Regions from separate parts of the Mus musculus genome. Here regions 1, 3 and 4 are each linked to region 2. A link is a loop called in an ENCODE intact Hi-C map of the cell type or tissue named here. Cell type or tissue: left cerebral cortex. All regions are shown on one strand. Links, peaks and the distances in the headings refer to the core of each region. The heading gives the core; the rest is flanking DNA.

The links. Peaks named below come from ENCODE experiments on the same cell type or tissue, not always from the same donor. Only the 100,000 strongest peaks of a DNase experiment are listed, where the experiment ranks them.
Region 1: it touches region 2 in a loop (2.5-fold over the local background); 6 of 42 quality-filtered maps call a loop at or near these places.
Region 3: a loop joins it to region 2, with 9 times the contacts of the local background. A loop is called at or near these places in 3 of 42 quality-filtered maps.
Region 4: a loop joins it to region 2, with 1.9 times the contacts of the local background. A loop is called at or near these places in 2 of 42 quality-filtered maps.

The regions. Positions count from the first base shown.
Region 1 is chr5:49,950,835-49,958,657 of GRCm38, forward strand. No RefSeq gene overlaps it. Among named protein-coding and RNA genes, the nearest start is that of Adgra3, 100 kb to the right of the region's middle. In left cerebral cortex, for the core only: no CTCF peak of the experiment used is centred there; no DNase peak of the experiment used is centred there.
Region 2 is chr5:49,521,010-49,528,832 of GRCm38, forward strand. It overlaps Kcnip4 (Kv channel interacting protein 4), which reads right to left and starts at 3,895. Exons shown (of 9, transcript NM_001199242.1): 1 at 3,632-3,895. The coding sequence starts at 3,692. In left cerebral cortex, for the core only: a CTCF peak has its summit at 3,889 (motif pointing right); DNase peaks (open chromatin) are centred at 2,158, 2,576, 3,200, 3,870 and 1 more place; H3K4me3 peaks cover 2,737 bases; H3K27ac peaks cover 2,488 bases.
Region 3 is chr5:49,647,078-49,654,900 of GRCm38, forward strand. No RefSeq gene overlaps it. Among named protein-coding and RNA genes, the nearest start is that of Gm40299, 48 kb to the left of the region's middle. In left cerebral cortex, for the core only: no CTCF peak of the experiment used is centred there; DNase peaks (open chromatin) are centred at 4,066 and 5,978; H3K27ac peaks cover 516 bases.
Region 4 is chr5:49,634,426-49,642,248 of GRCm38, forward strand. No RefSeq gene overlaps it. Among named protein-coding and RNA genes, the nearest start is that of Gm40299, 35 kb to the left of the region's middle. In left cerebral cortex, for the core only: no CTCF peak of the experiment used is centred there; DNase peaks (open chromatin) are centred at 3,886, 4,009, 4,388 and 5,469.

The DNA of each region.
Region 1 (7,823 bases), core at 1,094-6,093, 430 kb after region 2:
TTAAAATTAAAAACTGTTACCTAACAAAATACAGTATTAAACTAGACAGGGTGCTGTGCTCTTGGACTTGGCAGGCTGATGCAAAACACTTTTAAGTTCTATGATGACCTGGCTTATATAGTGAGATCCTGCATCAAACACACCTAACAAACATGGGTTTAGAAATTAATGATGCTGGAGGCTGAAAAGGTGGCTCAGTGGCTAAAGGCACTTGCTGTTCTTGAAGAGAATCTGGGTTTGGTTTTCAGAACCCACAGGCTGGCTCATGGGCAACTATGAGTAACTGCACTTCGTGGAGCTCTGATGCCTTTGCTGGCATTCATGGGCACCAGACACACATGTGGTGTATACATATTCATGTAGGCTAAACACTCATGCACATAAAATAGAATAAGAAAACATTTTTAAAAGGAAAACATCTTTAAAAATCAATTACAAGATTAAAAACATCTGGGGAAAACACTCAAATAAATATATCTGAAAAAGGCCTCGTAGAAGAATAAAGACTGACAAACCAGTAATTAACGACGATATTGAGCAAGAGGCAAACTAAAGAGAGGCTCCAAGTGATCAGGAAGCAAGTGAAAAGGCACACACGTCAGCAGCAATAGAGATAAAGCACTGGAAGACTGTGATGGCTGGGATGACAATGGCCCCATTGCCTCATATGTTTGAATGCTTGGTCACCATGGAGTGGTACTATTTGAAAGGATTAAGAGGTGTGGCCTTGTTGGAAGAAGTATGTCACTGGGAGTGGGCTTTGAGGTTTCAAATGCCTATGCCAAGTCCAGTCTTTCTCTCTGCCTATGGATTAGGGCACAGCTCTCAGCTACACATCAGTTCCTTCTTACATGCCACCATGCTCCCCACCATGATGATATTGGACTAAACCTCTGAAGCTGTACGCAAGCTTGCAATTAACTGTTTTCTTTGATAAGATTTGCCTTGGTCATGGTGTCTCTTCACAGCAATAGAAGAGTGATTAAGACAGAGATCAATCCACCTAACCAGAACAGATGATGACAGTGAGGATGTGTAGCCTCAAGGGCTCTCCTATAGCACTGGTGGGACTAGCTTAGCCCTAGTGATTAAGTGAATGTCTCATAGTCTCAGTGTATATACAAGAGACAAGTGTTCTTATGTCTATCAGCAGATAAAGTGAGAATGTTCAAACTGGAAGGACAACAGTTCTTGGAATCACTTAATGGAATGCTGCACAACCTAAGAATAGATTCCCGCAACATGGGTAAATCCCCCAATGTTGTACAGAAGTATTAATCGAGCATAAACGTGACACACAACAATGCTTTACCTATAAAATATATAAACAAGGCAAACTAACAGATGGAAAGGAAGGTTAGAGTGGTGGTTATTTTGGGAGAACACACTGGCTAAAGTAGACTTTTGTTACCCATGTGGTATCACAGTCAGAAGCATATATAACATTGGTGCATTTTACTGTGTTCTATATTAAAAGGGAGAAATTTTTTAAAAATAGCTCAAAGGTAATTACTTTTGAGACCAAATGAACTATAGGTCCAGTCCTTATGTATTCCAATGAGCAAGTCAAATCCGCAGGAAATGAACCTCTTAACAGCACCATTTTAGCATAAATATTAGAGATATAGGTTATTAGAACAGATGCTATTTTTATCATTGCTGAATTATTTGTAGTGGTGCATTTAAATGTTGTCTACACTAATAAAGATTCTCCAAAGAAAGAAGCAGCAGACATAATACAGATATGAGAGAAATTTATTAAAAGGAACTAGTCTAATGAGCAAGTCTTTATAGAGTCCACTGGTCAAATGTTCATGCCATCTGGGTATGAAGACTGCAATTCTGCCTGCCTAACACAACACATCCATCCTACATAGAACCAGAAATGCACTACCCTCTTCCCCAGAAGCAGTAGGAAAGTCTTTGAGTTATGTAAAATCTTGATACACCGAAACTTAAAATCTGACACAAAATAAACAATACCTTTATACTATGATAAGTCAGTGCCCAGTGTTAAAGGAATGCAAAGAAAACAAAGATTACTTGACATAAATATGTCTGTTCACAAACATTTGCAACAAATGAGAAAATACCCATAACATTTATAGTTCTCATGTCTGCAATGGGTCACTTGGCTGTGGCTAATGATTTCTCCTTCTACCATTTCTGAAGGGTACTGACACGAGCACTTGACTACTAGTTTGCTATTGATTATAATCACAGGACGTAGAAATGATGGCAGGCATACTGTTTCCTCGGTGGCATCAAATCAAATATTCCCTTAGCAAATCAGGATCAGTCACTGTAACCAACACAGCAGCGTTTCTTTGCTTATCAATTCATAGGCAGGAGGTGCCCCAAATCACCATGGAGAACTATAATTGTATTAGATGCAAGCATCCTCCCTATGGGAGGAAACTCTCTGGGCTAGCTATACACAGAGGGTAGGAACAGGAGCAATAATTAGTGGCTATGAGGGGAATGTGTTAGTGAGTGGTGCCTCTCTCCTTTGGAGCGCTGAGTCAGAAATGAAAGACTCCTTTCAGTCTTAGGGTATAATGTGATTTGCCTCACTAGGTTTTAGGCTTACTGAAGATATTCACTTGTCCATCATTCTGTCTCCTTTTTTGGAATAGAGTTTCATGTTGTCTATTCCACTATTGTGCCGTAGAAGCACACACTACTTTGATTTCCGTTTCTTGGTGAAAATTTTGCTGATGATATATCACAACTCACATCAAGTTTAGATAATATTCAAATTCAATATTAGACTTTAAAACAGAAGTAGAAATAAAAGACTTCTGAGGGTTAGGGGGAGGAAAGAATATGTTTTACATTTGTGACAGATATGGGTTATGGGAGAAAGCTTTGGACTATTTGCCTTGTCCTAAAAGTCCCTATACTGAAACCTTCCTGTACTGATGTGTGGAAATGCTGCATCTGGGGAATAATTAAGCCATGAGACTGGAGCCCTAATGAGGAGACTGGAAGAAGAGACTTGAAATGATCTCCCCACAGACTGAACACATCAAGATGGATGGTCTACATGCCAGGAAGAGGACTTTACCACAGAAACCAAACATGCTCACACATGCTCACACCCTCCCACATCCTGGATTATCAAGCCTGTAGAAAACCTTAGAAATTCCACAATCTATAACCATGGATTTGCCATAGCAAACTAAGATGACTATGATGTTGACCCTGAAACTGATATAAAAACTAACATTTCTGTTTGGGATCCATAATGAATTGGTACTTAAAAGCAAGACCATGTAAGGGAAGAGAAGGTGGGACCAAAGCTCAGGTGTATGAAAGTAAGTCTGTTTATGAATTAAACCATCTGCCTTCTCCTCTTGCACTTAAGAACCTAAGTACATTTCCTAACCTCATTCTCTGTTAATGATGGCTACAATGTGTTCCAGCTATGGAACTGTGGGTAGAAATGACCTGCCATCCCTAGACCTGAAGTCTAACACCCTCCCAGATGTGGTACTACTGTCTGTTCTCTGAGGAAGGCCCTAATTGGAGAGAGAGACAGACATAAAACTCGCAAGGGGAACTTCCAGCTTAATAATATATATATATATATATATATATATATATATATATATATATATATATATATATATATATATATATATATGTCAGACTATTAAATTATAAGGCATTGCGATGCTGCATTATTACACAGAAGACTAGACTCAATATGAAAGATGAGAGTAACAACAAACTATCAACAAAGAACTTTCATTAAGCAACAAAAAATATCAATCACAGTTAATCACTGAACATTTTTACTCCGTTTTATAAAGGAAGAGATGTTGCTAATAAAACAGTCCTCAGTACTGGAGTTCAATCCTTTCGTATGCAGTGTTCTTAAGCTGGGTTGGTACTCACGACTACTAGTTCTAAAAACAATCCGCTGCTACAAATACATTTCCTCGTTTCAACAGTCTAAGTTCGTGTGCAAAAGCAAACCATTAGTGCTGTACGTCAGGCCAAAAAGAACACAATGATTATAAAACTGAAAATTTTATGAGTTAGACTCCTTACACTGTTAAAGGAACCTGCCTAGGGAGCCAAAGAATCCTCTAAAAATACTCTATACCTTTTAAAAGATACCTGGGATCTCTAATAAAGGTCTTTAGCATCTTCCCAGACCAGATGGCAGCAGCAGATAATGGATTAACCCAGATGGCAGAGGCAGATGATGGATAAAACGCACACATACACATTCTCTATCACTTGATAAATAGGACACAGCCAGAAGGTCAATCTGTGTCTTGGTCAGCATGAAGCAAAGTTTACTTCGATGATGCTGAAGTAATAAGTGGAATTACTACTAAGCACTCAGCCTTATGAAAGGGGAGTGGGTGGTCACTGGCTACAGAAATGAGTACTTAGTACTACCAAGCCCTGTAAGTTCACGGTCAGTTTCTTCCATCTGCTGAGAAAGGAGACCTCACCATCTCATCATCATCTGCTTATTCCACTCAGCTAGGACTTGATCTGACTAGAATGACAAGATAAAGAATATTGGACAAACAGACACATAGAAAAGACTCGGGATCACCGGGTAGGCCACTCCCTTAATCTGTTTATCTCCTTGAACACAGGATTTAGCTCCATTGCACTTCCTTGTGCCCTTTTATTATTTGAACCATACATTTTATATTTTTTCCTTTCTAAGCTTGCTATGCTGGCCCAAAACACTCTTCAAGAGAGTAAACCAGAGGGTAAAGTCTATGCTGGACTTGTCGGGCACTTCCTTTGTCAATGCAATTAATTGAAATCTCTTTACCTTAGCTTCAGACAGACTCTTTGGACAAGGGCAAAAGGCAGCAACATTCTTCACCAAAACATCATAAGAATGATCTCCAGAGTTCAAATCACCCTCAGTGCCAATGTCTTGCATATTCCTTTTAGGACGGCCCATTAAGTCCCACTTAAAGAATTCCATGGCTTTTCAAATCCAATGTCCCCAAATTCACATTCCTCCAAGCCAAAACATGGTCAGGCCTATCACAGCAATATCCCAGTCCCTGGTACAACTTCTGTCTTAGTTAGGATTTTACTGCTGTGAACAGACTCCAGGACCAAGGAAACTTTTACAAAGGACATTTGAGACATATTTACAAGTTCAGAGGTTCAGTCCATTATCATCAAGAAAGGAGTATGGCAGCATCCAGGCAGGCATGGCACTGGAGGAGCTGAGAGTTTTACATCTTGTTCCAAAGGCAAACAGGAGAAGACTGACTGCCAGGCACCTGGAAGAGTCTCAACGACCACGCCCACAGTGGCATACCTCCTCCAATAAGGCTTCACATCCTAATAGTGCCACTCCCTGGGCCAAGCATATTCAAACCACCACATACGCTGTTTGTTTCCTTCTTCCATTTTTTATGTTCTCAGCCAACTTCAGTTGGTGCACTCTAAGTTCAATTCATGAAAAAAAGAAGTCAAACAACATTCCTTCTCCAAAATGAATCCCATCAGCATGGAGACATATCTTGCCTTATCCATGTACCATTTATATAAATGGAACATGATTTGTTATTATGTATATGCAAAACAGCATAAATTTGGAAATCAGTTAATCACTCAATAACTATCTGAAATATTAAACATTTACTTTAGCATTTAATACTAGTGCTAATATGCAAAAGTACTTCTACACAGATCATGTTTCTAAGTCTTCACTTAAAAAGTAGGTCAGTGCCAGCAACTGACAGGAACAGATACAGAGACTCACAGCCAAAAATTAGGTGGAGCTGGTGAAGTCTGCTAAAGAGTGGGGAGGAAGGATTATAGCAGTCACAGGGTTCAAGGACACCACAAGAAAACACAGTTAGCAAACCTGGACTCACAGGGCTTCACTGAGACTGAACTGACAATCAGGGAGCCTGTACGAATCTTACCTAGACCCTCTGCACATGTTATAGTTGTTAGCTTTGTGGTTTTGTGGGACTCTAAACAGAGGAAGCAAACCAGGGCCGTTTCTGACACTCTGGTTTGCTTTGGGAACCTTTGTCCCATTCGGTTGCTCTGTACAGAGTTAATATGAGGAAAGGTGTCAAATCTTATTCCAAATTAATATGCCTTATTTGGTGGATATTCCTTTTCTGAAGGGAAGCAAAGGATGGGGAGGGAGGGGATGTGGGTGATGGACTAGGAAAAGAAGAAGGACATAATATATGAAAGAATAAATTAATAATAATGATGAGAATAATACTTATCTAAACATAGAAAATATAGATCAGTATAATGTTGAGTTATATAAATAGAAGTTAATAGTATGTAATATAGAATTGGCAAGATGGCTTAATAATGTAAAGAACTTGTCACAAATCTGACAATCTGATTTTGATACCTTGAGTCTACATGGCAGAAGGAAAGAGCCAACTCCTAAAGTTGTCCTGACTTTCACGTTCATGCTATTTCATCACAAAAGAAAGAAGAAACATGGAATAAAGTATATATAACATGTATCACTCGTATTATATGACATGGCGTAAAGAGTAACTTTCATATAACAAACATTTGTATTCCTCTAAATATTACCAACTATGTTTTGCTCTAATACTCAAAGCAACTAAGATGTAAGTACAATCAGGTAAAAATGATACATAGCAAGCTCCTCTGGAGCAACAGAAACAAAGGCAACTCTAGGTACAAGGGCTTGACCATTAGGAAAGAACCCCTCAGCCCCAAACTCAGCAGGAATACAAGAACTCAAAAATGTGTGAATCTTGGTTGTCAAATCTTTTTCATGGGAAAACTGAAACGCTGATCTCAAAGGGTGCAATGTCTGTTAATCGGTTATAATTCTATGAGAAATACAAAAATCTCGGCCAGCACCAGGCCATAAATCATGAATGAGAAAGGTTGGGATAAAAGAAATGCATTTTTTATACCCTCTACACAAACATCAAATTTTAATCCCATCAAATAGAAAAGTTGGAGAAAGCCATTACTCATTGCATTTCATGTCTTAATAAAGCTCCCCACTTAGGCCGGCCAGGTTGTCACTGAAATCTTCCCCAGTGGTTAGGGACAATGAAGCAGGAGGAGCAGGTGCCCAGGGTTAGCCTCAGTTACATACAGAATTCAGGGTGAGTCTGAACTGAATGATACCCTTGGTCAAGAACAAAATAAAAGCAAATTAAAAAAAAAAAAAAAAAAAAGGCTGATTGGTGGTGGCGCACGCCTTTAATCCCAGCACTCGGGAGGTAGAGGCAGGTGGATTTCTGAGTTCGATGCCAACTTGGTCTACAAAGTGAGTTCCAGGACAGCTAGGGTTATACAGAGAAACCCTGTCTCGAAAAGAACAACAACAACACCCCACCCCCCAAAAAAGCGTCATCATTTCCTCCAACTGCATGACTTCTTTCATAACCTGTCCTTGGGCATCCTGTACCTCAAGTTGTTTAAATTAGTAACACCCACCAAATGGAACACCTTCAGGAAGTGAGGTTCCTCATGGTCTTTGTCAAGTGCTGGGGAAGGAACAGCAGTGATGTTCTCTTCAGGAGGAGAGCAGAGCAGGACAGTGAAACTGCCTCAACACTGAACTAATAGACCGAGCTGTATCAGAAAAACAAGACTAGAAATAAGAAAAGATGCATTCGCTCTGCTCTTTGGCTCCTTCGCTCAGTTTCCAACGCTTGGCTGAAAAGTAGACAGAGTGTACCAATGGCAATCGACTGGCTGCTTGCCTTGTTTCCCTACCAAAAAAGACTGTCTCCAACGCTGGCATCACATGCAATAAAGGCTGAAGCGTTAAGTGTTAGGCTTATTACTGCAAACCAAAACCCAGTCAT
Region 2 (7,823 bases), core at 1,901-6,900:
TCACTTCCTCTCTCTCTCTCTCTCTCTCTCTCTCTCTCTCTCTCTCTCTCTCTCCCCCTCCCTCCCTCCCTCTCTCTCTCTCTCTCTCTCTCTCTCTCTCTCACACACACACACACACACACACACACACACACACACAAACACACACACACACTCATCTGTTGAAAATTGTCCCTAAAGAGGAGAAATATTGGGTAAGTAAGCCAATGAGTGATGAACTATTGGAATGCAATATTATCCACATTATAAAAACCTGCAAGGATGGGGGAAACAACTAAAACAGGGGAGATAGATCTTGTGTTGGCCAGAAATATATTTTCAAAACAAATCAACCTCTAGTCTCCTCTAATTTTTTTTTCAGAAATCTTGCACAGCTTTCTAATGTCCAAAACAGTTATTGCCTTATTTTATGAATGAGGGTGTAATTGTTGACCAGGGAAAAAAAGTATACCATAGAAAGTGGGAAAAAGCAGACATTTCTGAATTGTAATAATTTAGAATATTTCTTGAATACTCCCTTTCATCTGTGTGACATTAAAAAAATAGAATGAATTATAAAATTAAAATTACCAGGGTTCAGCACAAGTAGATTTTTTTTACTATTACTTATAGGAAAATTGCTAATTTGACTTTTCTTGAACCTTAATAATCACTTTAAGTGAAGCCACAATACATCCATGAAATTATGATTCAAAATTCCAGCAATATTTCAAGCTACTATTGACACATATATTTCTCCTCCACAGTTTTACTGTAAATTACACCACATAACATCTGCCATCCCTAAGTTAGATGGCACAAATTAAGGACACTGACGAATAATTTCATAGGACTTTTTTCCTCTGACCTTCTTTCTGGTTCTTTTAAATATATGATTGCATTCTCTCTCTGTCTCTTTCTCTCTATGTCTCTTTTGTCTGTCTGTCTCTCTCTCTTGCTCCATCAATTCATTATTCTTCCCCCCATGCCTACTTCTCTGCACACCACACCCACCCCACACACACACACACAGTAGAATTATGTTTGATTTTACAATAGGGTATGAAGTTAATGGAACTAGACCATAGAACGAAAAACATATTGGGTGGGTAAGCTTTGAGTATAACACAGAGTCTGATGAGTGTCAGAGTAAATCTAAGTCTAGACCATCAGTGTTCTGTGGTCTGTAGCATTCACACTATCAACTGCAAGGACCTGGAAGGCAATTTATGCATGCATACTGCATGTTTCATTTATTGAAAGGTGCACAAGATGGAAGCTTAAGCAACGGAATTCAACTCTCCTGCTACCATTCCTGAGGCTTTCCCACTATTTAACACAACATGGTGGGGGAGGAGTTTTCATCTCTCCACAGAGTGTGTTTCAGAGTTTTGCCTCCAAATAAATCCATAATTCACATGTATACACATGAAAGAGAGAGAAGAGAGAGACAGAGACAGAGAGAGACAGAGAACGAGAGAGAGAGAGTTCTCCAATTTTCATTTTCCCCTCTTCCTGAATTTCTCTATCAGATCATTCTGTTAACATTTGATTGGTTCATTTTATAATTCTCTTGTCCACGAGTGTAATTCAGGATTAAACCCATCAATCTCTACTTAGCGAAGAGAGAACAAGAGGATGCGGCTATTGTTTTAAATCAAAACCTAAATCCTTTAAAATTGACAGTCATCTATTTTTCCCTCAGATGACTACAGATCTCAGCATGGATAACCAAACTTCTAAATCATGTTTGGTCATCTCTAATATTTCCTTTACAACAGGAGCAACAAGAACAAAAGCAAGGTTCTCGGCATTTTTTTTTCCCTTTGGTCTTCTCATCACACATTAATTACCTAAAAATGTCTGCATGCAACTAAAGGAAATGTGTTACACTTTTCATTTTCATCCTCATCCTAGCCAAGATGCAAGCAGCATCCTTCTATTCTCCAAGAAATCTTTACATGCTGACACTCGAGACAATATCAGACCCTCTAATTTTTAAAAAGTTAATTGTTTCATACTCTCCGGGCATGACTTCATTTGTGTTTCTTGTTTTTCAGGAGTTCTACCAGCCATGATGCTGGATGGAGAGTTGCTTGTAAATTCATTCCCCATCTCACTGATTGGCCCCAGTAGAGAACTGTTCCTATTGAACAGCCACCAACTCCAGAGACTGTGTCCCCACAGCCTGTCCCAGATCTGAGTTCATTCCTCCTGAGCCTTGGGCACACAGGCTCTCCTAGAGGGGACTGAGATGATCACACAGAACTGCAAAGACACGACGCTGTCCTCTCAACCTATCACCTTCCTCTTACACTGAAAGTGTCATTCTGACAAAAAAAAATTTTAAAAAGTAAAACAAAGGAGAGATTTCAGTCGCTTAAATATTGCACATACCTTTCATGGACTACCCCATGAAAGGTGTACTGGGTCATTAAAAGGTAGGCAACTGCTACTCTGAGCCAATGCCATCAGAGGTAAACTTTAGAGTGCTGGTGGTAGCAGTCATGTTAGTGTTCAAGAGCCCACGAAGCACTAAGACTTTATAAATTTTACACTCAAATGAGACAAGTACCCTCCTAGTTACAGTGAGTTTATCTCTCAGAGGAAAAGTACCGGTGAATGTCCATGTCTTATACCAATGTATTTCAGAGTACTGCTGGACTAAGTTGTTCAGGTGGCTGTTTCCAGAAGTAATAAAGGAATTACATTAAAAATCTACTTTCTTACAACTTTATCTCTCGTGAGGCCACATTTCTGACCCCGTAAAGCCAAAACACGAGTGACTCCGTAGCTTATATAATCTTCCTCGCTCACATTGATTCCACAACCACCTTGATTCTATTTAGGGTCCTCTTAAAAAGAAGAAGAAGAAAAAAAATCTGTACACATGAAAGCCATCTAAAAACAAACCGATGGAACCCAAGATGCTCTGTGGGGAGGACATCGGTTCTGCCTCGCATCCCGCTAAATTCAGAGAACAGTTTCTATCTCCGCTTATTTCCCTGTGAGACAGACTCCATGCAGAGTGTCCAGTACCTTTTCAAGGCTGTACTATATAAAAATTATTTCCAAGTGTCACTGAAGAACATTTTCTCCCAACACACTAAATTGAAGGTAGCTATAGAACAAGACAAGCGTGCCTGCAAAAGGCTCTGATGTGGGCAACATCCCGTCTGTGTATTAACCAGCCGATCAAAATAGAGTTCTAGTGAAGTGTTCGGGAGCATCAAGGAAGTGTGGAGGGGGTGGATCAACACCATTTTGACTCATTTATCCCCAGGTGTTAGGGGAAGGAAGTGTGCTTGTGAATGACATCTGGTAAAAGCAAATCACAACCTCAGAAATTTTCAGGGAAGGCAAAAAGTACGCGCTCGGCATCGCGACGGACCCTACCACTAGCGAGTTTCAAACACACTTCAAGCATTTTTTTTTCTTTCCCTCCTAGACCCTGCCATGCACCCCCCACTCCTTGGCTCTCCCATGCCCCCACACCCACCTCCCTTTCCCAATCCCTCCTGGGTCCTCACTCTCTCTCATGCAGCGGTGGCAACAAGCGCCCCCCCGCCCCCAGCGTGGAAGGGGCACGGGATCACAGCGAGGGGAGGACAGTGCCAGCGGGACGCCCGCTCCAAAGCCCATCGCGTCCTACCGCCTGTGGAGCTCGCCTCCTCCAGCTGAGCCGAGATGCTTTCCACCCTTCTCACGTTCATCTTTAAGGACACTGGATGCCGGAGCGACACTCTTAGAGTCCACTGACCCAGGGGCGTCTGGCGATGGGTCCGCTACGGGAGCGCACAGCCACTCTGTCCTGGGCGACCAAGACGCTGGGAGCTGGAGGCAGCGGCAGCGGCGGCGGCGGCGGCAGGCAGGGCGCGCGAAGCCTTGCAGGTGCAGGCGGAGGCCGGCGGGGGGCGCCGGGGGCGCTGTGCCACTCTGGGTGGCAGAGCTATGCCGGTGGTGGGGGCCAGGACACCCGCCGCTGAGAAGTCGGTGCGCTGTACCGCCAGACAGAGCGAGGCGCCCCCCCCCCGTCCCTGGCACGCTTGGCACCTCCTTTGCCACCTGCTGCCAAGTCACTAAAGGAGAAAGTGGAGGAGGCTGTAGCAGTGCCTCAGGTGACAGCAGACTCACAGAGAGAGAGAGAGAGAGAGAGAGAGAGAGAGAGAGAGAGAGAGAGAGAGAGAGAGCTGAAGCGGCTTAAGGCTAAAAAAGGCATCTTTTGAGATTTTCCAATGGATTATCTGAGGGTCCACTGCGACCCCTTTCTGCTTCACATAGAGCCTGGCTCAAGGCTGGCTCAAGAAGTCTTTGGCAAAGAAACTTACTGCAGGGTCCCTAGAGGGTCAGATTCTGCCCTGAGTTCGAAGGACACCAGAAGGCAAGGAGATGCCCTTCTGGGAACCAGGCAGAGTGCCAGCAACTCCTAGACAGGAAACTTCCCAAGTACAACTCAGTCATGAGACTGAGAGAGAGGTTGGAGAATGTGACTTCTAGACACTGCCTAGACAAGGCCAAGGTGACCACAGCACATTACACAGAGCAGCTGAGCTGACTAGGAGACATTTCCCACAAGCGCCTTCTTCAAACGGACATTTCACTGGAGGACACTCTGTTGGAAGGGATGGCTGAGATCCCAGGGGATTTCATCACCCATGGCTGCTTGTTTCTCTAAGCAAACCAAGGCCAGCAATGCCCGAGAAAGACAGAAAACAACCCAATAAACCACTTGTGGCCATGGTTACTGTTGGACGGAGAGAGCTGAGCATTAAAACACAGGCTTCTCTGCCGGAAGAAGTGAAGTGTATATTGCCTCCTTTAAAAAGAAAGGTCGAGTTGACCGGTTCTGTGGGCCCGCAAAGCTGCTTAACATTTGTTCGTTTGCACTCTCAGCTGCAAGGTCAATAGACCCTGACATGGTGGAAAGGCCTAATTGTTTGGAAAGTCATTCTTTCTCCCTACACCTGCCTGATTACACATCACCGTAAAACCTTGTCCCTTTCTCCAGCTAGGATTCAACTGTCACTTGTCCTTCCTTTCACCCCTAGTCCCTGAAGTGACTCATTGGAAAGCCCTGTGATGCCTTCCATGCTGGTTGCGGACAAAATCCCAACATCTGCATTGCCTCCATACTCATCTTTATCTAACCTACTTACACGAGCTGAAATCTACTCCGTGTGACTTAAGGAAAATAGTAGAAGTAAGGGCAAATTTACGGAGAGCAAGTGGGAGGGCAGCCCAGTTGGAGGAGGATGCTATTGGCTGGAGCGAGAGAAGTGGGCGGAGTAATAGGACAGGAGGGACACCGGACTAGATAGCGTGCAATTTAAACTTCTACTGAGTCAAGTACATAAATTTCTAAATGGTGTGTGCACCTTACCTCCTCCTAAGAAGTCTCCTCTCTGTCCTTCCTAGCAGGTTCTACTATTTCATTCTGGTCATGTGGCACCTTAGGACTTCAATAATCTCAAAGCAAGCTTCCCACTAGCAACCTTTATCACAAATGAGCACAACCCGGCCTCTGCAGAGGCTCACTACCTCTCCAGTTCTCAACTCCATTCTTTTCTCTGTACTGACTTCTAAAACTACCTTCATGTGTGGGTTTGGGCTCAGCAGGCTGAACGGAAATCTTAATGGTGAGCCCAAAGTGAGCATCCTAACCTTTCTCACTCAAAAAAATGGACCAAACGGTAGTGCCTGCCTCAGTGAACCTCTGTCAAAGAAGAAATGAGATACAATGCATATTGTGCTTTGGAGCGTTCTGGCACATACTAAGAGGTCGGTAAGAGATGCTATAAAGAGAGTACTCACCATCACCATTATCACTACCATCTCCACATGGTGTCCTGAGGAAACCAAAGAAGGTAAGGAGGCATCTCCTGGTTCTAGAATAGATTTACCCTCTTTATTTACAACAGGACAAATGCACAACTCAGTTGTCATCTGCAAAATGTGCAGAATGCTTTTTTGTGTGTTCCTATACTTCGAAAGACCTTTCAATGAGGATTAGTTCCTTTCAGTCCCATGTGTGCGTCTCTGGACTAGCTGTAAATACGCCAGCAAAGTCATCTAAAATGGACACTACCCGAGAGAAGTTGCAATATATTAAGCCTCCAAAATATTTGTGGGGTCTGGGTTACTGAAACATTCATGTCTGACTTCTGTATATGAACTGCTGGTCTCAGAAAAAAATTATACAGAAAGATTGTCTTCTGTTACCACTGGTTTTTAATTCATTTTTCATGTGTATGAAGAGTTTGCTTGCATGTGTGAGCAAGTGTCACAGTTATGTCTGGTGCCCATGGAGTCTAGAATAGGGTATCAGATCCCCTGGAGATTTAAATGGAATTACAAATGGTTGTAGTCTGCCATGTGAATGCTGCGTTGGAGATGGGGTCCTCTGCAAGAGTAGTCAGTACTCTGAACCACTGAGTTGTCTCTTCAGTCCTGTTTGCTGCCGTTTTTACTGTCATTTTTAATACTTAGTACTGAAAGTCTAGGGTAAACTGTCTTGCTTCCCTTTCTTGGATTTTCATGTGTCCCATATTTAAGAAATATTCATCCTCAGAAGCTGTAGCCATCATGGCTAGCCTTCCAAACTCAATATATGAAAAAGATTCCCATTTTATGGCTAACTCCAGACTACTCTTCTAGGGAACTTATAAAAACCAGATGCAAAAGCTGGTAAGTAAACCATGTCCCAGCCATTAACCTCAGATTTCTATGAACGTCACCTCTTTTAATCTTTACAAAACCCTATGAGGCCACATCTAGTTTTTCCAGAAAGTCACCAATCATTTCTCAGTTTCAATTCTTCTGCTGTTAAAAAGAACTTCTTTTTCACAAGGTCAGTGTGAGAATCAAGTAAAATAATGAAAATGACATCTATTTATAAACCAAGGAATATTGTCCAAGCATCTGGAATTATCGCATTGTGCTCTGAGCTATTATTGCCTATTACTTACTGGTTATTTCTGATAGCTTCCTACATTCAGCACAGTTCTCCTTTGTGCACCAGGGCTTATACAGTAACAGTAAAACTTAGAGTATTTAATATAGATTGAGTGCTTACTATGTATCCAGTACTTTATTAAAAATTCTTGATCACTATTTTACCTCACACTAAGAGGAAATGTTTTATACTTTGTGCTGATTTAAGAACAAGGCTTAAACAAAAGCAAGCTTAAACAGAAGTTAAGTTGGCCAAGTCCAGCAAGTTCTGAAGAAGTGCAGTGAGATTTGAGCCTAGTTTCAACTCTTGACAAACACGTAGAATTGTCAATGATTTCATGGCAGTCCTCAGACTTTAGAATATTTTAGAATCACACTCCACTTGCACTTAGTGTAAAACTCCTCCGTTCCAGTTTTGATGGTGAATTTATTAAATTGGGGGAGACGTGTAAGACTGTCTCTTACATTAACAGATTTTATTGTTTAGAGCAGTTTTAGACTCTTAGCAAAGTTTAACTGAAGCAGACAATTCCTTCTGCAGGACTTTCCTTCCTATATTCTCCCAATAACATCTTGTTTCTCTGTTACAATTCATAACTGGTAAGCCACTAGCACAATGCATTTTACCAAATTCCATAGTTTATCTAGGATTTATGAGTTTATAGGGAAAGAGATATTTCTTAGAGAAAAAGCCAGGTAGGGGTAAGGTTCCTCTGCACAGGCCGAACTCTATTGTACAGCTTGATTTTGAGCTTACAGTCTACAGAACTGGAGCAGAACAACCCACTGTTGCTTAAGCCACACAGCCTGCTGTTGATGTTGTTAGGGCAGCCAAGGGTACCACATTTCAAAAACGGCACAGCCTACGATACTGCGCCTTATCTTCTTCTAGG
Region 3 (7,823 bases), core at 1,596-6,595, 130 kb after region 2:
AGAAGAAAATAACCAGGTGTCTACTGACTAGAGAACAACAACTGGAACAAAAATGTAATAATAGATTGTGTTGTGATTTCTGAAAAAAAATCCAAGCATAATATTTGCATGTGAAATTTATGTGAGGATGGAACTAAAACTACAAATGTGTTAACTTAATTATTCCACTAACAAATTTGCAAGACAGATGCTTTTATTTTCTCATTTTTTTTTACATAGAGTAACCAAAGCACATTGAATTTAATGGTCTAAAAGACAGAAAATAGTAAAAGCAGATTTTGTACCCAGACAATTTGGTCCCAAGTTCCATATTCTGATTCTTTACAGTCATAATTCTACAACTCTGTGATGCTAATCTAACTATCAAATTCTCAATTAGTGTATGCAAGGATGGAGCCACAGAGGGTCTAAAAGTGTGATGAGAAGCCTCAAGGAGAAGAAAGAAGGTGAAAACTTCATTTCTCAAAATAGAAATCAATAGAGGATGACAAATAAGCAAACATGTTATTTGAAGCTGGGCTAATAGTAGGAAAGCAATTAAAAGAGGCATCACTTGGTATAACTAATGGAGAGATGATGTAGGTACTACTTGGGGACAACTATTATTTTGACCAATCTTGTAAACTTCATTGACTCCAGTCATGTGTAGTTTTAATAAAAATTTATAAATGATAAAGAAGAGAAAACTAAGTGGCAAAACAGTAGTCTTAGATGGATGGGAAGTCCTCAGCCCTGGTCACACAGTGTTTTGGGGACCAACCTTCTTCAAACACTGTGCTGAAATGTCCCAATGAAGGAGTTCAGCCTGGTTTTCCCAACTAATAAGCTAGGGGACCTTGGCTATAATACTTCTTTTTTCTCTATATATGTCTCTAGCACTCATTTAAAGTATACTGACTAGAAAGTTTCGTGGTTTCTTCCGAGTATGTATGGGATGTGATCCAGTACAAAAGAAGGAAAAGAAGTCATATGGAGGAGTCCAGGAGCCAATGGAAAAGAAGCCCTGCAGTAAAAGTGGTACATTGCAGAGGCTTCCTCCAGAACTGATCCAGCTTCCTTCCTCTATCTCCCCCCTTTCTTAACCTCTCCTCTCACAAACCATTGCAAACAAGCTAAAAAAATATCATTCTCATTAAGGCTTTGGCTCTATCACTATATTGAGTACACTTACTTATAAATGTTATTTTTCATTGCAATGGTCCAAGAAAGTTTCATACTCCCAATTTTTGAGATGAGGATAAGCAATGTACTATAATAAATAGGCAGAAGAGAGGAAGGTGGTCCTAATAAAGTCTAGCCCATTTCTCTTTTCCATCACACTACAAGGTAGAGAGGACAGACTACTGATGACGATTTGTCAGCAATTTAGTTTCCTTCCCATCATGGCGCTCAACTTATGACCTTCATAGTGATCATTAATGTTTTCTACTAAACAAGGGATGGAGGAAAGGAGAGAATGACGGAGAGAGGAGGGATAGAGACATAGAAACACAAACTGAAACAAAGTCATAGATAGAGACAGACAGAGAATCGGGAGAGAGAGAGAGAGAGAGAGAGAGAGAGAGAGAGAGAGAGAGAGAGAGAGAGAGAGAGAGAGAGAGAGAGAGAGAGGTCCACAGTAAGCATCTTTTAAGCAAGTGAGATATAAAACTTCAGCAATCACTCTGCTGCTTTCCATTGGTGAATGTTGTGGTCAAGTTGTATTTAATTCAAATTTTACATGTTCAAGTACTAATTTTGATACCTCAGAATTTGACTGTAACAGAAAATTAGATCATTAGGATAAGGTCTAGTAAGGTATGACTGGTGTGGCTATATGTATTAGTCAGCATTCTCTAAAGGCACAGAACTGCTAGGATTAATGTATATATATCACAAGGAGGATTTATTAATTGGTTTACATGATGGAGTAGGTAGTCTGACAGTGGCAACATGTGTGCTCCCAAGGCTGAGATGTTGGCTCAGTTGTCCAGTCCATGATTCTGGATGCCTCAGAAGGCCCAATTTGGTGCTAAAGACCTGGAGAATTCATATCAAGCAGCTTTTTCTTTCAGTCCACTTTAGAAGAATGAAGAAGCTGTTTCTGATGTCAGTGAAGGATGGAACAGTAATGATAACAGAGTAAATGCACTCAGCAGCAAAGAACAAAAATGGGCAAATCAAGGCACTGTTCTCCTAGGACCCTTTAACATCTGGGCTGCCTCTAGAAAGTGCTAACTCTTCTGGGAAAAGGTCTTCTCCTGTCAGCTAATCATTCCAGTAAAAAGTCTCAAAGACCTGCCCAGAGGTGTGTCTCTCAGTTGACTCTAGATAAAATATCACACCCAAGATTAAATATCGCACCTCATGGAAAATAATTTAGGTACAGATAAACCCAGAGGTAATGCAGAAAAGTCATGAGCAATCTAAGGAAACTATTGCCCCTATTGGTTCATGAACCTTGGGCTTGTAGTCTCAGGACGGTGAAAAAAATTAATTTCTGTTCAAAACTGTCAGGTAGAGTCGTTAGTACATCCCAACACTAACACTTTGAGGGGCTGCAGATGGACTTCTGTGATAAAGTATCTGCTTGATGTGTTCCAATCGCTAATTCAATTTGTAGAGGCACAAAACAAAAACAATTAGCTGTGTGAGCATGGGAGTGCATAGCTGAAGTTTTAATGCTTGGGAACTAAAGGCACAAAGATCAAGAACTCAAGGACATCCTTAGATATATAAAGAGTTTGAGGATAAGATGAGCTGTCTGGGACCCTGTCTTAAATTAAATACAGCAAAACAAAGCAAAGAAAAACAAAACAAACCCCATTTTTTTGTCACAGGATGATTCTTTTTTTTTTTTAATTTATTAGGTATTTTCTTCATTTACATTTCCAATGCTATCCCAAAAGTCCCCATTACCCACCTCCCCACTCCCCTACCCACCCACTCCCACTTCTTGGCCCTGGCGTTCCCCTGTACTGAGGCATATAAAGTTTGCAAGACCAAAGGGCATCTCTTTCCAATGATGGCCAACTAGGCCATCTTTTGATACATATTCAACTAGAGACATGAGCTCTGGGGGTGGGGGGTGGGGGAAGGTACTGGTTAGTTCATATTGTTGTTCCACCTACACGGTTGCAGACCCCTTTAGCTCTTTGGGTACTTTCTCTAGCTCCTCCATTGGGGGCCTTGTGATCCATCCAATAGCTGACTGTGAGCATCCACTTTGTCACAGGATCATTCTTTTTTTTTTTTTTTAATATTTTTTATTAGGTATTTTCCTCATTTATATTTCCAATGCTATCCCAAAAGTCCCCCATGCCCTCCCCCCCACTCCTCTACCCACCCACTCCCACTTTTTGGCCCTGGCGTTCCCCTGTACTGGGGCATATAAAGTTTGCAAGACCATTGGGCCTCTCTTTCCACTGATGGCAGACTAGGCCATCTTTTGATACATATGCAGCTAGAGTCAAGAGCTCCGGGAGGTACTGGTTAGTTCATAATGTTGTTCCACCTATAGGGTTGCAGATCCCTTTAGTTCCTTGGGTACTTTCTCTAGCTCCTCATTGGGGGCCCTGTGAGCTAGTCAGTTATATGCCAGGAAGAAGGAGAAAACAAATTTGGAAGCAACCACCAGCATCCTTTCATTATAAATAGTTACTATTTTATCTTTAGGTCATGTAACTTTAAGTAGAAAAAATATATGTTTTCTATCTTAACTTTTAGAAATTCTACTTCCCACTAAGTCCACTAAAATATTTATTGAGGTCTTTTAACTCCTAACTGCAAAGTAGAAACACTTAAAAAAAAAAAAAAAAAGTAATAATTAACCAGGGGCATGTGCTTAGAAGTCTTAAAAAACAAAAAAACCCAAAAAACAAAAAACACCATATGCAAAGATATTTCTTTTCTACCCTTGGGATGACACATTTGCTAAAGGGTGGTAGATCTTTGCCAGTCAACAAACTCTCCAACTGCTAAAGAAAAAAAAATCCTAAAAATACATCTTCACAGAAGGGTAAATTCACTTCTGTGTTTCACTCTGAACTGCGCTTTTCTCTTTATGCCACTGTGCTTAGAATTCTTTTCAAGTTTATTGCTGCTGTGATCTTCTGTGCAACCCTATTTTAAGCTGTCGAGGACAGAGTGAACTTTTTAGGTAGTACCGCAAGAGAGAAAAAGACAGATTTAGCGCTGTAGTCAATATGACGGTGGAATTAGATATGCTCAGAATACATGGAGTTGGAAAAATAAGAAAACATGAAATATATACTAAATTTCTGAAACATGTACCAGAGCCTCTAAGTCTGGGACTAATATTGCATCTTTATCAACATAAAGATGATTCTCCTGGAGGCATGAATATAGAGAAGAGCCTTTTGATGAACAGCACGATGCAAGGATGAATGAAGCTGGTCCGTTTTATAATATTTGTCCTTCCTGCTAAATTATCTCAGACATAATTCTTAAACATGATGGAGGCTGCATGAATCCTAGTCAACTTTGCAAGCCTGAACCAGGTTATATTTCTGTAAAACTTTTAGTAAAATTTAGTAAAACTTCTGTGGCTATAAAGAGACTCCATGACCAAGACAACTTACAAAGGAAAGTATATGTGACTTGCTTACAGTTCCAGAGGGTGAGCCTGTGACCATCACGGCAGGGAGATAGGCATAGTGATGGAGCAGGAGCTGAAAGACTACATCTGGTCAATAAGCAGGAGGGAAGGAGAGGGGTAGGGGTAGGGGTAGGGGGAGAGGAAGGGGGAGGGGGAGATAAGTTAGAATGGCAAGGGCTTTTGAAACCTTTAAACTGAGTCCCAGGGACATACTTCTTCCAACATGGCCAGAGCAGTAATCCTTCCCAAGCAGGTTCACCAACTGGGGACCAAGTTTTAAACATATAAGCCATGGGGGAAATTCTCATCCAAATCAACACATTTAAGATCTGAATTGAACAATTAGTCGGAAGTCACTCATGACATATAATGTGCTACGCTTTCTTCCAACTACTGAAGAAATTTGCAACCTCTGGGGACTCAGAAACAGTCACAAAGGCACCAAATAAAGTAAGAGATGGCATCTGCTCTGTCCCACATAGTTAATAAAAGCAGAGTAAAGGAATGATTGTGGTTGTTTCGGGAGACATTTCCACTGAGATTCCATATCTCTATGGGAGACAACATTCCAACATTGAGAAAAGTATCATGTAAAACAATTCACAAATTTTTGGAGAAACAACATACTAGGAAGGTGAAACACAAGTACAGGGGTTCTGAAGTGGCTTCCTACGCATGTCCAGAAAACAAGAGATTCTGTCATGGGTGGGCCTTCAAGTTTCAAAAGCCCATGACATTAACGGAGACCACAGTGGAACATTAGATGAAGCAAATTATTGCAAGCCTCAAGAGATGCTTAGAAATGTTTGTTTTAATTTACTTGATACTGAAAACCCCTTGGGAATGGATTCTATCAAGAACACACATAATCAGATTTATCTGTTGAATTTTTGTTTTCCTGCAACAAGGTAGACCAGAGAAGATGCTGGACCAGTACCCACAGAAAGTATTGATGAGGATAATAATGATAGGGGTGGAAGAGAAGGATGGCATTTGTGCACATATGAGAAACCAATTCTGAGGGATGCTGAAATGATGAATAAGGAGCCTTTGAATACAGATACCTAACAGTCCTCCAGTCTTTCGGATCTGAACAAGTAGACAGAATGAGGATGGAGATTGTAGCAGATCAAGGTCAACAGTGTATCTGAAGGAGGCAACTGCTGTACTCCTAAAAGATAAAAGCCATTTACTCTGTCATGCTTCTCTTTACTATTTCAATAATATTTTACAACCACATTCTTCTTTTTATACAATAAGCTACAGTGTGGCAGTAGCAAGACTTATTTAATGAAACTTTGCCAGCCAAATTTCAGCCACTGAAGGGGAATACATTTTTCTCGCTGCCATCTGCAACAGTTGGCAGGGTATAGATGCTCTTATCTACTAGTGTCATGCTTCCATTTGCAAAGCCAGCTCTGTGCCCTGACTCCTCTCTAGGCATTGGTTTGCATCTCTAACCCAGGAAACGAAGTGAATAATCAAAGGGTCTTCTTTGACATTGGTGCCCATGGCAGCTTCTAGAAATAAGTTTAGTGTGGAGGAATGATGAGATGAGGGACAGAAACTTCCTCTGCTCTTTGTGGCATTTAGCCATATACACACTAGTGTAACTGTCACAAGTCTCTATCTCCCCAAATACACCCTCTCCTCAAGCATCATTTTCTGTACTGGCTAGTGGTACAAATATGGATTGTCTTCCTGACTTCTGAACTGCAGCTATAAAGGAACAGTGTAGATTCAGGGAAATAATCCATCAAGTTATAATAAAGCCTGATATCAATTTAACAATGGTATATTTTTAACACATGATTGAAATTTTGCTGTCTATACTGATGGAGGCATAAGATACCTTCAAAGTTCTAGGGGACCAAAAACCATTCAACTAATTTCAAGTAGGCCTTTGAGAGCTAAGTTGGTCCACGTCCTGGTTCTTTTTTCACTAAAAGGATAATTAAAGCATCCTTGCTCTTAACTGATTGAGCTCCTGCTGGTTTTAGTGGATGTGAGGGAAAGAAAATCTACCACAAGAAAATGTATAGCTGTTGACTGAAACATTTGGACACTCCCTCTCTGCAACTTTGCTGATCTAATTAAATACCCGTGGATATGCAAAATGGATAGTCAACCCTCTTTTTCGAATAATAAAAAAAAAAAGCGAAGCTTCAAATCGTGAAGCTATAAACTTGATCACAGTAATAATACAAAACAGATTTTTCTTCTTCACAAAGCTTACTTTTTACATGACCCAATTCCAGACAGCATCTAAAATTTATGGTTCAATTTGATTTTGTTTAACTGTGGTCATTAAAGAGACCACAAATTTGCCATTAATCATTGATTATATTCAATCAGCCTTCAAGGTGACTTATGTTTTCTTACTCCTTGCTACATTATAATTCGCCAAACGGGCTTCCTGGCATGAAACAGAACATTATCCGTAAGTAGTTGGAGAGTTCAGTTCAAATTGTATTATTTATTGATTATGCTTTCTAATACCTTTTGAGTTAAAGACACAGATTGTTGCTAATCTCAGAAGTGTTTAGACCCTGAACTCCCAAGACTTAAAGGGTCCCCTGTAAACAGACAACTAGTGACAGAAGAGATAACTCTACAAATTAGCCCCGACTTAAGTTTTTGTCTGATTGACCCATTTTCTGTGAAGAACCCTTAGAAGTTTATATTCTAATGTGGCATACTGGCCTTTCCCACCATTTTTGTGGTGCCAATAAAGGGAACAGCCCGAAAGCAGTGCCCAAGTGTCTTTTTTTCTTTATGTTTTATGCTTTCTAATGCCAGGTTCACAAAAACACTCCTCGTAAAAGAGCTTTTTGTTCTAGAGTTGGTGAGTGAGATGTAAGATAGTAAGTGTTAGCAGTTATTTCCAGCCCCATCCCCCCAACCCCCTTCTAGCAAAGCATTGGCTGACATGGAAGTTAAGAAGAATATCTTATATCCAGAAAATTTTCCAACCGGTAAGAAGGACACATGCTCCATTATGTTCATAGCAGCCTTATTTATAATAGCCAGAAGCTGGAAAGAACCCAGATGCCCCTCAACAGAGGAATGGATACAGAGAATGTGGTACATTTACACAATGAAGTACTACTCAGCTATTAAAAAGAATGAATTTATGAAATTCCTAGCCAAATGGATGGACCTGGAGGACATCATCCTGAGTGAGGTAACCCAATCACAAAGGAACTCACATAATATGTACTCACTG
Region 4 (7,823 bases), core at 1,574-6,573, 110 kb after region 2:
CCTATAGCATCCATAGATGGTAGGTAGATAGATAGATAGATAGATAGATAGATAGATAGATAGATAGATAGATAGATGATAGATGGATAGATAGATAGATAGGTTTGTGTATAAAATTAGAAAAACATTGAGTGTTGTCAGAAGAAAAAGAAGGAAAAGAAAAGAAGAAGAAAGAGAAGGCAGAGAAGCTGAAGAATGGATTTCCAGCAAATTCATCAAGTAGGAAATGGTGCATAGCTCATCCAACTCATCTAGGAAAAACAAACAAACAAACAAACAAACAAACAAACAAACCTGTGGATTGGTTGAGACCAGAAGCTCAGTCAAAAGGCAACTTAGGTCTAACTCCCAGCCTTACCATTGCAATGCAACATTGGGAACCTCACCTCAACTCTCTGTGCCTTAGTTTCCTAGAAAATGGAGATATAAAATTGAAAGTAGAGATGATGATCTTACCAAGAAACAGGAGAGTGATATAAGCATCATGGATGCAGGGCAAGTATTGTATCCTTGGCCTTTTTACCCATGCTACAGTTATTTATGAATAATGCCTAGGCTATTACCTTGAAATTACTCTCCAACTAGCCCATAACTTATATAACCTGTTTATTTATTCTATGTGTGCTACATGGCTGGTTATCTCTCCTTAGTTTTATATGCCTGTCTCCTCAAAAGTCTGGGTGGCAAATCTTCCCACCTCTCCCTATTTCCCAGAGTGCTTCTCTCTGTGTGCCAGAACTCCTATCTTCTATTTCCCACCTTTTGCTAGTAGAACACCAGCTTTTTATTGGCAGATGATGCTTCCATATAGCACACCAGAGAGTCTCTCTACAGATACGCTGTGAGGTCTCGTTATTATCTGGCATTAGTGAAATGATTTTTTTTCCATTGACTTTCCGTCTTAATCGTTTCCTAATTTTATAAATCACCACTAAATATATGTCTAAAGAAAGACAAGATGTCTTTATTTCAAACTGAGCCTCTCTTAACCAAGAGATGAGAAGAACCAGGTAAGGGAATAAAGTCAGGCAAGATGGGTAGTAGCACGTTCTCATGTATTAAAATATATTATCCAAAGACAGGGTCAAAGAAAGGGTGTTTGATCCACGTGAGTCCATTTATTACTGTGTCTGGTGTCTACAGGATTGCTCTACAGTATGTTGAAGCAGTTCAGAAAATGTAGGTGATTAAGAGTCTTCTGCCTTCAGCCACCTGGTGAGCATTTTACCCAATACTCCCTGGGATTAGGTGAACAGATTTCAGGAGCCAAGGCTGCATTATGAATGGCATCAAATTCGCATGCTCTACCTGAAACCTCAAAGAGTTTACAGGGATTGGGGGTGGGGCTTGAAGGAAAACAAGTGGCAAAAACAATAGAACAGGGATGTTCAAGTGAATGATCAGTAGAGGCTAGAAAAGACCCAGCAGGGCAGAACAGGGCAGGGGGCAAGGAGACTCTGAGGGAGTGATGGACTATCAGTCAAAACAATATGCAAAAATGCTGTCAGGAAAGTTCTGACTTTGGAAGCTATCTTAAAGCAAATAAACCATCCACTCCACATGCACTGTGTATAATTGAAGGTTTGGTCCTGGCTTTGGTGGGCATTACGGTCTTGATTTCTGTGGCAAACACTCAAAGAGACACATACATTAATACTTTTAAAACCAGAAACATATTTTAGTTATCATCATCTTGTTCACATGGAAAGAAAGAACTCTTTATTTCCTGTATGAATAACCATGACAACAAATGTAAGATGAAAGGCTAGATTAATGCAGTTCTTTGTGTCCCAGAGGACCTGGTGAATTAGTCACTCATTGTCTTTCCTATCAACAATGTTCCAATAACAAAATCTCAAGGACATTTTTATTACACACTCATACACATACACACATATACACATACACATGCACACACATGCACACACCCACCAAGTATATTACTAGTTTGTTTTTGGACTAGTGGAAAATTTAAACATCTATTTTGCTAACATCTATCCTCTGGATTTCCCAAACATATTGCTTTTCAGACACTTTATTTATATATCTCTGTTTTGTTTCCTTTCATGCTCCATAGAACCCTACATTTATTTATACAAGATATATTTTTAGCAGCTGTTGCCCACTGTTGAGAGATACACATAACAATTTAAACAAAGTGAAAGAATACATTTGATGGCATTTTAAAGCTGCTATGTCTTGATTTTTTTATCTTCCAATATAGTGAAATAAAAATATAAATTTCATCCATATCACATAGGAAACTAGCATTTAATAGCAAATAAGAGCATTAAAAACCTCTAGTATTTGCACAAACTTATAATGAAGCATTGACCTTGGGCCATAATGAGCTCCTAGTATAATGCTGTACATCAATCTTGTCCATCTCCCGCAGTAAGAAAATCTCATTTCCAGGTATCTTCTCATGGAGTCATAAATCTCCATGGCACTTCAAACAATCACTCTGCTTTCAGGTTTATGTGTGCTCAAGCCGTCAAGGTTCACATTCCTAATCAAGTCAGAGACCCTAATAACCAGTAGGATTTCCAAGGTACCTGAGACTTTGTGAGAGACACTTTCCTATAAAGAAAATAACTGGGAGAACTCAAGGGTATCCAATTTTCACATCTTTCTAGATCCCTGAGTTTTGTAAAGTGTCTATAAGCAGATCAGTTTGACTTGCTTAGACCTTAAGACAGCAACAGATGATGCACGTGAAGTTGTTATAGATTGTCACTGTGCTTCTGGACATCTCATGTGTCCCAGGCGTTTCCTTGACAACAGTCTTATGCTGGCCCAGTGAGAGATAAGAAACTAGACGGTATAAAACTAAACCATTCCTAGGTAGCCTTCTTGGAGTTTTCAGCCCCTATAAGCCCATGGATACCTATAGACAACTAATCAAGTATTATGAAGCAGGTTTTATGCAAACCTGCAGAGAAGATGGGAGATAACAAATCAGGTGAATCTACTCAGCTGGTGTTTGTTCTGTTTCTTCAAAGGGTAGGACTGAAAGAAGTGGCTATGGTGTCATAGCTGTTAAAGAACGAATGGCTCTCCTCAGTTGATGTCTTCTGGTATGGGTACAGGTAGAAGAAGTCTATCCTCTCTTGGTTGCAGGGGATGGGGGATGGGTGAGATGCTGGACACTAGAAATTTGACCATGCTCCAGTGAATATACAAACAACATAAAATGTACCTGCTTTTTTTTTTTTCTTTTTGGGAATAGGGGATGAGGGTGGGAGAGGGGGCAGACATGAAAAAATTGGGAGGTGAGTATGAGTGGGGTGCATGATGTGAGATTCCCAAAAAATCAACTTAAAAAAATATTTAAAGCCTTAAGAAAAATGTATAAACTCTTTGACCTTCATTAGCAGAATTTTATACTTAAAAGTCTGTGTTATTGATTCTTATCAAAATCACTATCACTATCACTAACTTGAGCATAATCTAATATGAAGGTGCAGATCAAAATTCACCTTACCCTAGTCCACAGCAGTTGCAGGCAGCAGTTGGGAAAAACCAACCGAGGAGGGTGGGGGAAGAGTGGCTTAGGCTGAGTACATTCTTTTGGTTGAACCTTTTGTAGCTACCAGCTTTCCTTTGCATTTAAATTTATCTTACAGTTTTCATCCTTCTTCATTCCTTTGGTTCTACCAAGTTCATATCCTCTCCATTGATCTCTATTAAAATAAAGAACGAAGAAACCCTTAGAAAGATGTGGTGCACGTTCTTTTGTGTTCAGCACATGCTGTTCCAAATGTTTTAACTATTCATGTAAATACTACAATATGTACTTGCCACATATATAGAGAGAGGTGGCTTCTGTGTCTGTTACAGACTCAAGTTTCACACAACAGAAGTTCAATGGCACGGGAAGCACAGGATAACAGAGAAGTAGAGGAAGGGAGCTTGTCCTTGATCTGTCCTGGGGCATAAAGGTCAAAAGCTGTGACTACATCAGACCAAGAGATGGTTACTTGTGATTGCTTTCCTTTGCTTGGTAAATAATAATTAATTCAACTTCCAGAAGCATGTTAGTTCACACTCTTCCCAGCAGAGTAAAAATATCCTCTTTCTAACAACTGAAAATGCCACACTGTTATAATTTAAATGTATGTATTTATAATACCACTTAGCTGTACTCTATATTTCATGTCATTTAATGAAACTAGTTTCAGTGCCAAGGAAATAATTATGGACACAGCAAGAACTTAACGAGATATCAGCTTGTTTTGGTTGGCTGTTTATTTTTGCAGAATTTATTTTCTCATTTCTGTTGTACTCGATCATTACTTTGAGAGGTATACAGATCAACTAATTGTCTAGGGACAAGAGGCAAAAATCTTAGCTAGCAGCTTGTCCCAGGAACTGCTTATAGAGCCTGCAACCCATCACGTGGCCAGTCATGACTCAGTTCTACCTCTGCCTTCTATGTTCCATGTGACGGAGAGATGCAACAGAGAGCAGAACAATCCTTTGCCTTGGAGAGAGGGTATTTTTGTTTTATACCTTTAAAAAAACTAATCTTCAGATGGTGAGAGTTACAAGAGAAATACTAAAGGAATGTGATAGGAGGAAGAAGAAAGGATGTGATTTCAGTGGAAGTGTTAGAAAAGCTGACATCATGACAGACTAAAGTATGGACAGAGCCTGGTGCATACCCAAGGAAAGAGCATTCTTAAAGTAAACAAAAGGCAAAGTTCTCAGACTTATTTTCTTTATTATAAATTATAGTATAGCTGTCAGATGAAAACAAAAGGTAGTGTACATTATATATTACCAATTACAAAAAAAAAGGCAAATAATACTACTACATAATTTTACTGGTCAAACCTCCTTCAGCATGGTTAGAGCATTCAATTAAAACCTTAGTATCACACTGTAATGAGCGATATTGATGAACTGGAATGAATCAAGAAGGAAAGTTTCCAGATAATGAGGGGCCCCGGTGATGATGTCACAGGAAATTGCCCCAAATCCCGTGGTTTAATTGAGGAAAATCACAAGCAGATTCAGAGATGAGAGGGTTGTCATTCTCACCGTGAACTTGCTGTTTGCCTTCTGAGAGTCAAACCTGACATGAAACAGAAGCATTGAGCCAGGCACCTGAACGTAGTTTCAATGACAGTGTTTGTGAACGTGAATCTTGGTAATGAGTCCAAGGCCAAAAGCAGAGGCTGCGGGACAGCTGTCACGGGATGCTGTAGAATAGTCATTGTCACTGGTTCAGATTTTCACCGTAGATAAGGAAAGCTTGTCAGAATCACCTGTCGTAGATATCTGTACCCTGGATCCTCAAACTGGAATAGGCCTGATCCTTAGATGAGGACACTCATGGCTGAGGGTAGGAATGGCAGCTGCCCTCTCAGCAAGTGTGAAGTGTGGGGATAGAGGCATCTGGCTTCCAACTCAGGAGCAGATTGGGTGCTTTGACAAGCGCTTAAGTGAGCCCATGATGGTTCTATTTTGATAGGTGTTAATCAAAGCTATTGTCACTGAGGCAGTCTCTTGCTACAATCTGTTCTTTGATAGATGTGCAAAACACATCATGAGCGCCTTCTTTCTAGTACTAACATTGCTGAGAATAGGAAGTAGGAAAAAGGTACTAGAATGACATGGCAAACATCTTCAAAATCACACCTAGCTACTCTAAAATGAACGGTTATTAACTGCGATTTTCATAGTAACCCTCAGGGCTCATATCCTTACACAAAAGAGTCTCCTTTTGTCCTTTGCCAAACTGTAGTCAAATGACTGCACGCCCATCATTTATATTGCTATTGCCTGGAGCCCAGTATAAAGTAGATTCTTTAAAAGTGGCCGCTGAATGGAAGAAAAGGAAAAAAAAAAGATTGCCGAAGCTCCCACTCGACCATCCATCTCAACAGGGCAGTAACTCAGGACGATTTGAAAGGTAGCATTCACTTATTTCAATGTGTTTGCTTAGATTTTACTTGTGTTTAAAGAATTTTTATTCTTGAATGCTCTATTTGAAGAGAGCCAAGTCGGTGGTCAGATTGGCCGGGTGTAATATAATTTGTACTTCTTTAAATACAGTAAATTTGAAGTAAGGAGCATGAGATCCTTCGGTTCTTTCTAAGGTGAAATAAAAAGCCCACGAAACACACTGCACAATAGTTTCAGTCTCCTCGCAGACACTAACTACTCTGGGGCATCGCTCTTTGTCCTCTGCCTGAAATATTACAAGTCCCTCTTAAAACATCTCATTTCTGGTCTTTTTTCCCTATTAAATTCCACAGGATCAGAGTTTCTGTGTAAAACCTTGTATTCTGGCTCCGGAGGCAACTTTCACATATAGTAAAACCTAAGCTATTTAATCTTATTAAAGTCTCAAACTACAAAAATAGGGATCATAGCAGGAACAGGAGCCTCTGTGGGGAGCCTTGGCACAGATGGCTGAAACACTCCAGTGCTGGTCACTATGGCATCCCTGTCCTTGAGTGTCTGAGCGGGATCCTCAGTGTTGTGATTTAGACTTGAAAGTTCCTCAAAGGCCCTATGTTGAAGGCTTGGTCTCTGGACAATGTTGCTATTAAAGGGGTAAAAGCTTTAATAGGTAGGGACAAATGGGAGGAAGTTAAGTCACTGGGAGCATGTCCTTGAAAGCCTAGACCCCAGCCATCGCTTGTTTGCTCTGTTGTTTCCTGGCCGCTATGAGGCGCACAGCGTCCCTATCTCTCTCTCTCTCTCTCTCTCTCTCTCTCTCTCTCTCTCTCTCTCTCTCTCTCTCTCTCTCTCTCTCTCTCTCGTGCCATAAAGTACTATGTTGTTACAAGCCAGCATCACTGGGAAAAAGGGGTCCTCAGCTAAAACCTCAAAAGCTGTGAATCAGAGCAAAGATTTTTTCCTTTGAAGTTAATGTTCTCAAGGGCTTTTTCCACAGTGCTAAAACATTGCCTAATGCACTTGACTAAGTGTGAACACGAACTTCGGCCTCTCTATTTGAGCTACAGTGCCACTCCCGCTTTGCCCCCTCCTTTCATCTCGCCTTCAAACACATTCCGCGATCATGGAAGGCTCTCCTCACTTCCCTGCTGAACTTGCCAACTTGATTTTGCCTCCTGATATCTTGTTCCTAGGACATCTTCATTCTGCCTTTTCATCTAGTGTGTATCTGCTCATCCGTCCCCTAGCAACGCAAATGCCTTGACATCCCAGTGCTGCCCAATTGTGCCAACTACTTATTTACATGACTCTTACCTCCGTGGCCCATGAGCTGCTCAGGCGGTCATAGATTTTGTTTCCCTCTGTCTCCTCAGTGCTTAGCTCACTCTCCGGAACTAATAGGCTTGCCGAATAAATTTGAAGATTATTCCAACAGAATGAGCTACAGAGGTGCAGAGGCACACTGCAAATCCTAGAATCAGTTTAGCCTTCAGGAATGACTATTTTTTGGAGTCTACTTTATTAATATTTTTAGTTGCTAAAATAATGGGTTTCATCATGGCATTGTCATATATATATTCATTAAACTTTTCTCTTCTTCCCTTAGCCTTCTTTCATTTGCTTTCCTGGTCCTACCTCACTTCTTTCTGGTCTGCTTCTTCCCATTTATAAATAATGCCCTGCTGCTTCTGCTTTCATTGTGACATAGACACATATAATATATATATATATATATATATATATATATATATATATATATATATGACATGTGTATAGCATATGTATATATATATATATATATTTAATTTATATGAGGAAAGATATATTTAAACCTACATGCTGCTTATATAGGAAATGATACTTTAAAGGGGATATGTTAAGGTAGATGGTGTGTTTTCAGCTTTCCCATATTA